Regions from separate parts of the Homo sapiens genome. Here region 1 is linked to region 2. The links are chromatin loops, found by intact Hi-C in ENCODE. Cell type or tissue: ascending aorta. All regions are shown on one strand.

Region 1 (5,000 bases), 550 kb after region 2:
CTGAAAAAGAGACGAGCAGTGCAGAGCGACTGTGTGATTGGTCTTGTCTAATCACAGCTATACTCTGAATGCCTCTGATTGATTTCTTTCCCCAAATGATTTTAGAAAAATGGCAGTTAGAAAAGAGTGGAAGAAAGAGCTTTCAACATCAGCATGTTTTGTGAAGGTACATTTAGTAGAGATCATAAAGAGTATGCATTAAGGAAATAAGAAGGGAGGAGGTAATGTAATAAGAAGGGAGGAGGTAATCTCTACTACCTTCATCTTGTCTTGTAATTCTGCTACAATTTTCTTCCCATCCACCAAGGCCTCAAAGCTGTAAACAGCAGAGTCTTCATCCATGGGGAACACAAAGAAGGCCTCCAAAGGAACTTTCTCCTCATTCTCGTAGTTCAAAGTTGCAGACACACCAGCCACAAACTCGTAAATGTTCACGCTCACAGAGATACTCTTCAGCGGCACTGGAGATAGACCAGAGTTCAAGTTCATCAAGCTTCAATAGATTGCCTCCTTGTAGATCAAGCCTTGTGATAGGTGCCAAAGATTCAATGGCAAGTAAGAGTCACAAATTAGGCTTACCTGGCTCCCGGTGGAGGGTGAGTAGGCCACAGAAGTGCACCATGGTGATGCAAGATTTCTGCAGAAAAGACATATCACAAACAGAGGACATGTTGGAAGTTATCTGTTCAAACACCAGTACTTTATGTGCCTTTCTCTGGCATAAGAATACATTCAAAGGGTTAATGTTGGAGTTAGGAAGTTGGAACCTTTAAAAAAAAGGAGACAAAGATTTCAGTCATAAGGGTCCTTTTAAATGGCAGTCCCAGGTGGGGAAGGTGTAAGATTCACTGGTATCTACTAAACAGGAAATCTCTGAAACACCCTGAGGCTGGTTCAAATACCAATTCCACTTTCTCAAAAGTGTATTTAATTCACCACTCCTTGGGCATATGGAGTAGGTGTCACTAATCCCTCTGAGCCTCAGTATTTTCTTTCCAAAATGAGTAGTATAATATCCACACATCGTATGTGAATTAATACATGTGAAGTCCCTACAATAGCACATGGGCCATAGGAGGCATTTAATCAATGATGACAGACATCACTATTGTCCCTATTATTGTTGTTACTGTTAATCAATAAACCTCTGCCACCATTCACTTTGGATCATGGCATTCAGAGACGCGCTGCATGTGAGAAGCTGTGTGATTCAAGATGGACTCCTGCCACAGGCCATTTACCTTGTGGCTTTTCTTTTGGGACCCAAAATTAAAAGATACGAGTATATTTGTTTGTATCCATCCAAGATATTCTAATATATTTAAATATTATATAGGCACATAGCCTACATTTGCACCCCCACTAAACAGCACCAATAAATCAGGCTTTTCATTCCATATCTGTTTTTATTTTGAGAAATTGGATAAAAACTGAGTGTGGCAAAATGACTCACAATTCGACAGCAACGCAGAGGACAGTGGCAGGTGTGAGGAGAGGAGAGGATGCTCAGAAAAGGGCTTCTACGCAGACCTCTGACCTGGGCAAGTTCTCTGGTAGAACAGGCTGGGCTGGGGGAGGGAAGAATTTCTAATAACACATTAAGCAGAGAGCCTAAAGCAGGAGACTCACACAGGAGTAAAACAGCTGAAAGAGAAGCTCTCAGGCTGGGCAATACTCACCAAGGTGGCTAGAGTAAAAGAGAGAGAGACGCAAAGGGCACCCCTACAAGGAAATAGCCTTCGCTTCCTGATTCTAAGCTCAGAACAAATCCTCCGTTGAGGAAAACTTGCTATTCTGCACCCTTGCCCCCACTCTTCCCAGTACAAACAAAATTAGTTTGGGTCAGAATTAGTTCTGTCTCTCAGGATGGCACTTCAGAAAGGCAACTTGCAAGGCTTAGGTAGAGACTGGCCACCAAGCTGAAAGCCATGAATCTGAGGCAGCTGGGAGAATACAAGGCTTCCGGCCTAGCCAGGTAGCTGCTTCAGGAATGCAGAGTCCCAGCACCAGCCGCTCAGCAGCTAGGAGGGTGGGAGGGGAGCTGGGTGGCACCACCGGCCACACACACCCCTGCGGCCTGTGGCAGGGGTGAAGTGGAGAACTCGGAACCAGACAAGGAGGAGATTTGGGGTAAGAAGTGGGGCTTGGATAAAATCAGAGATTGATTTAACCTTTCCATTCAGTCCTAGATTTCCAATGTCCACGTATTTACAGAAGAGACTGCGTCGGTCTCTTACATTTCTATAGAGAAGGGCTTAGGGGCTGCAACTGATTGGAGTAGATGAGGCTTACAGCCTCATTTCCTCAGCTTACACTATCCTGAAACTGAGAAAACATCAATTGTCTATATCAAAGAAAGAAAGCGGGAAAAAAAGTAAAGTAAAAGAGAAGGAAAGTAGGAAGAAGGGCCTTGAGATTAGGAGATGGCTAAATCCCTCCTTCAACCTCCAAAAGATTCCCCTAAACTGCCAAACTTGCAGGAACCTTCCTGGGGATCATACATCAGGATGAAATCCTCCACCCATGGGGCGTGCAATTCAAGGAGCCCCTACAAATTTGGGGACTGGGGAAAGGGAGCTAGAATGTGGAGCTCTCAGTCTTCCAGAGCAGGGGTTGGATCCAGGCCCTGCACCGGTAGCTTGGTCCCCTACCTTCCTCTCCTGCAGCCCGGAGCGCTCTGAGTCACAGCGGAGTGAAAACAGCTGCAGTCATAATTTCCGGAAAGAACCGCCCCCTTCTAGGGACCGGTTATAAAGTAGCGACTACAAGACTAAGGGATCAACGGAAAATTATTGAACAAATAATCGAACTTTCGCTTGTTTGTATCAAAGGAAAAGTCTTCGACTTTGGAACGTTTGGTTTTTTTCTTTGCTCTTTGCTAAGGAACAATCAGAGAACAGGCAAAGAGGGCAAGGGAAAATGCTGCAACAGGAACAACAACAATGACATTAAAAACTGCATATTTTTGTAAAAGCTTAATTGCCAAAGGCTTACTGTGTCCTGGGCCCTGTTAATCAAAGCTTTATGGAGATTATATCATTGACACCTTATCTCTAATGTGAGTCATTTTCCCCCAAGTTGCCCCTCCCCTACAGCAGGGGGAAAGATAAGGAGATAGTGCAAGGCACACACATCTGCTCTAATGAGAGAAGCTCTAGCCAGGGAAGCCCAAGTCTTCCTGTCATGGGTCGCTTATGGGATCCTGAAACCAAATGTTTGGGTTAACGATGTAAGTAACTGAGAATGTCTATGCTCATTTACCTGGCTAAAGGACATTAGAAGCGATCAAGGTCCCCATGGCTTCTCTATTTCAAAACAACCTATTAAATCTGAGACTTAAAGTGTCATATTGCTGTCGAGAATCTATAGGATAAAGAATACATGATACATATGGAAAACACAGCTTGATTTTGGTCTCTGTGATGTATTTTTTGTGGATATACTTGTTATATACTGGTTATATACTTGTTTTTGTGAGATATTTGTTATATACAAATAACTCTCCCCAAGTTATTTGTTCTCTCATCTGAAACGGGGATAATGACAAACCTCCACTGATTGTTTTTGTGAGATCTAATGAATCTTAGTGGCTATAAAAGTTTTATATATATATATATATATATATATATACACACACACACACACACACACACACATTTATATACTTTATATATATACACCCACATACACATTTATATACATGGATGTGCATGCATAGATGTATATATGTGTATATATGTACACCCATGCATGTATATACAGTTACATGCATGTAATATATGCATATATAGTAAAGCATAATATAAGCACAAATTCTATTTTATCAGTACTAGGCCCTACAACCATGTTTTTTACATGTACTGAACTAATTATGAGAGGAAATTATCCTTTTCTCTGGAGAGAAATCATGTCTGGTATTGTTCCTTGTGACTGTGCCTTCTTTCCATTGGCCGAAACATCTGAGCAACAAAAGGGAGGAGCTGGAAACGTGGGCAGAGTTCATCATCTGATCCTGCTGGGCTTAGAGCTTAGCACTAAAAGTCTGCCACAGACCAGGCATGCAGCGTGGTTAGAGGGCACTGAATCAGGAAACACACAGAAGTTGCTGGTTGTTGAAAAAACAACTATGTGAAAATTCCCATAACCTAGCACAATATACACAATTAAACCGATATAGATGAGATATCTTCACTTAAAAGTCTGTCTTAGTGTTGCCAGGCATTCCTCAAGGTTGATTCTCACCTTCTTTTTTATACTAACAGGAACCCCAAGTTTCACAATGTCTATGACCATTCAGAATAAAAACATTGCCTAGCCTCCCTTAAAGCTGGTGTGGCCTTGTAACTAAGCTCTGGCCCATAGGGTACAAGAAATAAGTGCAACACCATGTCATGCCCTTTCAAAGAAAAGAGGATGGCTTCCCATTCACTTTACCCTCTTCCTGCTCATTGGTGTGAATGCAGGTAACTGAACCAGCTTGAACCATAAAGACTAGATCATAAAGCCTGGAGCATTTCCCCTAAAAATGGAGAAGCAACAAGACAGAAAGATCCTGAGCCCCTGAGACTCTCATAGAGCAAGCCACTGTATCATCACAGAATTTTACAGGATAAAGTAACAAATTTCTCCATGGTTTATAACAGCTCTTTGGGTCCTTATCTTACCCTAATACATTTGATTATGATTAATTAAAAAGTAGACTTTTAAGGAAACTATCTTCTTCAGAATATGAAAAGCACATTTGCTTATAATGGAAATAGAAATCTGCATATTATGAGAACAATATCCAATTTATTTTAGCGCCCACCACTGTAACACATGTGCCCTGAATTATGCCGGTGTGTGTTGATTATGTTGATCATAGTTTGCTACTTATTTTTCTTCAGTTCTTCTGAGAGCCATTTCCCTTCCTGAAATAAAAAGGCTGTTTGTCATAGAGTGCTTAGCATTGGTTCAGAACAGGCTTTCAATAAGTCGTTTCGGTCATTGTCTCATTTCTG
Region 2 (5,000 bases):
TCTTCCCCATAACACTAATTCCTGTTTTTCTACTCCAGCCCCAAATGAAGGAAAAAACTGAAGACCTAAAAAATCCAAATGTTGGCTCACACCTTTAATCCCAGCACTTTGGGAGGCTGAGGTGGGCGGATCACTTAGAGTCAGGAGTTCAAGACCAGCCTGGCCAACATGGCGAAACCCCGTCTCTACTAAAAATACAAAAAAATTGGCCAGGCGCGGTGGCTCATGCTTGTAATCCCAGCACTTTGGGAGGCCAAGGTGGGCAGATCATGAGGTCAGGAGTTCGAGACCAGCCTGGCCAACGTAGTGAAACCCCGTCTCTACTAAAGATATCAAAAAAAAAAAAAAAAAGAATTAGCCAGGTGTGGTGGCACATGCCTGTAATCTCAGCTACTCGGGAGGCTGAGGCAGGAGAACCGCTTGAACCCCAGAGGCGGAGGTTGCAGTGAGCTGAGATCGCACCACTGCACTCCAGCCTGGGTGACAGAGCAAGACTCTGTCTCAAAAAAACAAACAAACAAGAAATCAAATGGTAAATGTATGTGTCTTGTGTTTGGCACAAGGAATGACCAGCCTTGCTCTCTTTCTCATTCTCTCTCTCTTTTTTTTTGTCCATTGCACAATTCCTTGATGTTCCACTGTCTACTCTAATGAACTTAGAATTTAAACTTTACAAAGATGAGGAATATGATTTTTTCTTTGATTTGCCACAAGTATCTAATTTCGGCAAAGTGGGAATTTCAACTTTGGAATCAAGTGACTTGTTTTCTAACTTGTCATAAACTGTGTGATTTGAGACCAAAGAACATTAATGTTTGTGGTGTGTTTAGCACTGTGCCTGCCACAGGTAAAGTCTCTAGTAGAATGGAAGCTCCCTGTGGGCAAGGATTTTTGCCTGCTATTATTATTATTATTTTTTCATCGTTATATCCCCAATGCTTAAAATAGTAGGCATCAATAAATATTTGTTGAATTAACTAATGAACATGCAAGCTATTTTAAAAAATTGTTTCATCTGCTTTGGTCTCAGTTACTTGATCAGTAATATGATTATACTTCTTGATCAGTAAGTAGCGTGTTTATACTACGATTATGAAGATCCTTTCCACCTCTAAAACTCTTTAGCCCAGCACAGAGTCATCCACAAAGATGTTCACTAAGTGTATGTTGGTGAAAACAGACAGACTTGGGAAGGTATTTCCCCTAGCCTATGGACTACTGACTGCACACAAATGTGCAAGCTGCAGCCATTCCCCTACCCCCACCCTCTCTCTACTTAGCTCTTATTTATGTCTGTGGTTTTCCTTTTTTTGGTTCCATATGAAGCACCTACCCAAGACAAGGCCCTCCCACACATGTGCCTCCCCCTTCCCTCCAGCAGGCTGCCAACCTGCTTATGCAATTCTGGGGCGTTGTATTCTTTTCTTAGAGCATTTTGCTCATGGTAACCGTGCATCTCCAGCCCAGTAGGCCTTCTGGGTGATCTTTCATTGTCATGTAGGTTTCTTGATCACACTAGCTCATAAGAGAGCGCTGAGGATTTTTAGGGACTGGGCTGTTATTCCAAGAGCAGGATAAATAGGCCACGGAGCTGTGTAGGCGACTCCATTAGCTGTGCTGCCCTGTTAAGTATAGCCGAAGGGGCCCTCATCATTTGTAGCTTCCAGGGAGGAAAATGTCAGCCTTGTTAATTCTGGTTCTCTTTTCTGCCTATCATTTTTGTTTAAAATGCTTAAAAAGATCTAAATTTTGTTAATTATTTTAGGTAGTTTGGGGTCTGTTTTATTCAGATAAATTGGGATATAATTTGTTTTATTTTTTTCCTTGTTAAGTTTTGATGAGGAACACGCTGAGATAATTTGGATGGATGTTTGTATTAATAAAATACTTTTATATAGGCTGGATGTTAAAAATAGGAATGATGTCGTTAAAGCGAGTTCTTATTCAGTCTTGTTAGTGACTCTCTAGAATAGAATCCAGTTTCTAGTGTGCTTTCTCTTGTCCTTTTAGTATAATTTAGCTTGTGGAATGGGTAAAATTGTGACAGAAGACCTTTGTTCAGACATGTTGACCTTCTATCTCTCACTGACCTTATTTATGTGTCTTGATTTATTTGAATTTACCTGAGAAGGAAGCTGACTTGTCATGAGTATTTATAAGGGCTTATTTAGAATTTTTGATGCAGTACACTGGGTTGTCAAAAAACCATGATAAGGGGCATTATTTGAAGGAAATTGGCATTAGTGGCATAGAAAAGGGGAGATAGAGAAGGGGAAAAAGATTAGGGAAGGCTGTTTGGAGAGAGGCATGCTGTTTTATTCCCAGTCATTAGGAGCAGGTGTGGTAATGGAAAGTAGGGAAAGGAAGTGGTTTATTTTTCTCATAAACACCATCTATAGGTGCATGAAAGGAGCATTTTAGTGATTTTGCGGGAGAGAGCCCAGCGTTAGGGCCAAGCCCAAGAGCAAAAAAAGATCAAGAGCTCTGAAGGAGAGGGAAGACTATGGTCCATTGGTTGCCTTGGGCTCTGGGAATTTTCCTTAGTGGTCATCATGTGCTATGATGCATACTGTTGGAAACTGTTCTTGTTATGTTGCTTGCCTAATTAGGAGGAAGAAGAGCCAGTTTTAGACGATTAAAGGGACTTAGTATGTTAAAATTCTCTTGCATAAAGACTGTATGTTCTTTGCTGTTTCACTTGATCCAGTTGGTGCTATATCTCTCCGATGATGCTTCCCTCAGTGTTTGTTAAATTTTTTAGGTATTGGTTTTCGCTTTGCTTCATACATCAATAATGATATGGTGCTGCAGAAGGAGCCTGCTGGGGCAGTGATATGGGGCTTCGGTACACCTGGAGCCACAGTGACCGTGACCCTGCGCCAAGGTCAGGAAACCATCATGAAGAAAGTGACCAGTGTGAAAGGTAAGGCAGCCCATCTTCCGTTCAGCTATTGCCCTCTTCTGCCACCTGCTGGATTATCTGAAAATGAATGCTAATGCTGTAGCTCACATTATCCATCCGTCCCTACATCCGTCTGTCCATTCATCCATAAAAGTTATTTGAATATTTGCCATGTGCTTAGGCACTGAGGATACAAACAAAAATAAGACTGAGTCAAAGTTCCTGTTCTCAAGGAACTTACAGAATAATGGGAATAGATACCAAGTTATATAGGACAGCGTGATGAATGCTATGATGAAGGTACATGTGGGGTGTCTTGGGGTACAGAGGAGAAACATTGAACTCAGACTGGGTGGTAAGGGAAGGTTTCCACAGAAGATGGTATTTGAGCTGAATCATATATAGAGGAGAGGCAGTATGGAGGAGAGGGTAAGAACTCTGGTAGTCCTTGCCCAACAACCTTCTTACCTTCTTACCTTAAAAAGTCTTAAAACCCAAGACTAGCACCATGTAAATCCCATTTCTTATTTTTAAACCAATATATTAGAACCAGCAGTTCTTTGGATTTCTAAGTCAGCATCATTTACTGAGAGTGCCATAATGTAAGAATGTAAGACTTCATATTGGTAGTCTAAGGCTCTGGAAGTCACTGCTTTCAGGCCCTGATTCTGTCATTTATACGGCTGAATAATCTTGGACATGTAATATAACATCTCCATGTCTCAGTTTATATGTGAAATGGAGATCGTCATGATACCTACAGGATTACTGTGAGAATTAAACGAATTAACACTGGTAAAGACTTGTAACAGTGCCTGGCACACAAGTGCAGAGTCAGTTTTAGCAGTCATGATTGTAACTATTACTATTATTATTTAGTCAGTCATTCAAATATCTATTGAGAGCCTACTATGTGCCCGATACTGTGCTAGGTACTGGTGATACAGTGATGAGTAAAACAGATATGTCCTCTTCCTTAATGAGGCATGCAGGTTAGACAGGAAGATAGTAAGCAGTTATCGTTAAGTGTGATAAGTGCCACAGTGAGGAAGAACAAGGTGCGATGGGAGTGCTTTGTAGAGAGTAGGGATAATTACGTAGTCTGAGGCTCATCTTGAGAGGTGAGCAGGGCACACTGGGTAGTGAGAATAGCCTGGCAAAAGCATGGAGGCCTGAGTGTACCTGGGCCATGGGAGAGATGCCAGGCAGGTTGGTTGGTCTGGAACACTGGGGGGTGTGTGACTGGGCAGATGACAGGAGATAGGTTGGAAAGACAGGGAGACTTGTTTGTCATTGCTAAGGAGTGTATGTTTTATTCTAAACGGACAGATTTTTAAACAGCAAAAGAATATGATAGATATTTTAGAAAGTTCGCTGTGGCAGCACTGTGGAAGATGGATTGGAGATCAGTAAGATAGAGGTGGTGGGCAGGCTGCTGTGATATCCAAGCAAGAGATGATGAGGGTTTGACCTCATAGAGTGGCTGTGGGGATGTTCAGGAAGGTGAGAATTAGCAGTTTTCATGAGCAGGGAGATATTACAAAGGAGTGAGTCTCTGTCTAGAAGAGATAAAGATATAGAAGCCGGTGTGGAGGAGGCAAAGCTAGAAGTTATGGGATGAAGGAAGGCATGCTCAGGGCTGGATGTTACAGATAGCGCTATAGCTGTGTGATGTGGAGGTGCGAATGAGACAGATGAGGAGGCTGCTCAGAGGTGGAGGTGGAGTTCAGGTACAAATTGGTGGTTTGAGCAATGGCTAGCATATATATGTGACAGGGATGCTTGTGGGAATTGTACTGGCCCCCGAAAGCAAGGATTGTCTGGTTGGTTTTATCAGTATACAAAACTGATGATCCAATCCCGAGTGATCCAGACCCTGATGCAGTCTCTTCAAAATTCATTTCCATTCAGCAAACATTTAAAAATACTATATGCCAGGCATTGATGTAAGGTAAGTGCTTCTAATTCTTGGGTTTTAAGACTTTTTAAGGTAAGAATGTTGTTGGGTAAACTAAAAGACCGAAAGGGAAGCTTCAGCTGATTGAGACATGCTTCTCTGTTGGATCTAAATGCCGTCAGTGACTTGCAGGATGTCCTG

The links. A loop is a pair of places that touch in the nucleus more often than their neighbours do. Peaks named below come from ENCODE experiments on the same cell type or tissue, not always from the same donor. Only the 100,000 strongest peaks of a DNase experiment are listed, where the experiment ranks them.
Region 1: a loop joins it to region 2, with 3.0 times the contacts of the local background. A loop is called at or near these places in 2 of 110 quality-filtered maps.

What each region holds. Positions count from the first base shown.
Region 1 is chr11:124,113,134-124,118,133 of GRCh38, reverse strand. It overlaps VWA5A (von Willebrand factor A domain containing 5A), which reads right to left and starts at 2,684. Exons shown (of 19, transcript NM_001130142.2): 1 at 2,652-2,684; 2 at 1,454-1,568; 3 at 580-637; 4 at 259-461. The coding sequence starts at 622. In ascending aorta, no CTCF peak of the experiment used is centred here; a DNase peak (open chromatin) is centred at 2,693; H3K4me3 peaks cover 3,146 bases; H3K27ac peaks cover 1,767 bases.
Region 2 is chr11:124,667,283-124,672,282 of GRCh38, reverse strand. SIAE (sialic acid acetylesterase) reads left to right here. Exons shown (of 10, transcript NM_170601.5): 2 at 2,762-2,923. Among named protein-coding and RNA genes, the nearest start is that of SIAE, 4.0 kb to the left of the region's middle. In ascending aorta, a CTCF peak has its summit at 2,978 (motif pointing left); a DNase peak (open chromatin) is centred at 2,922.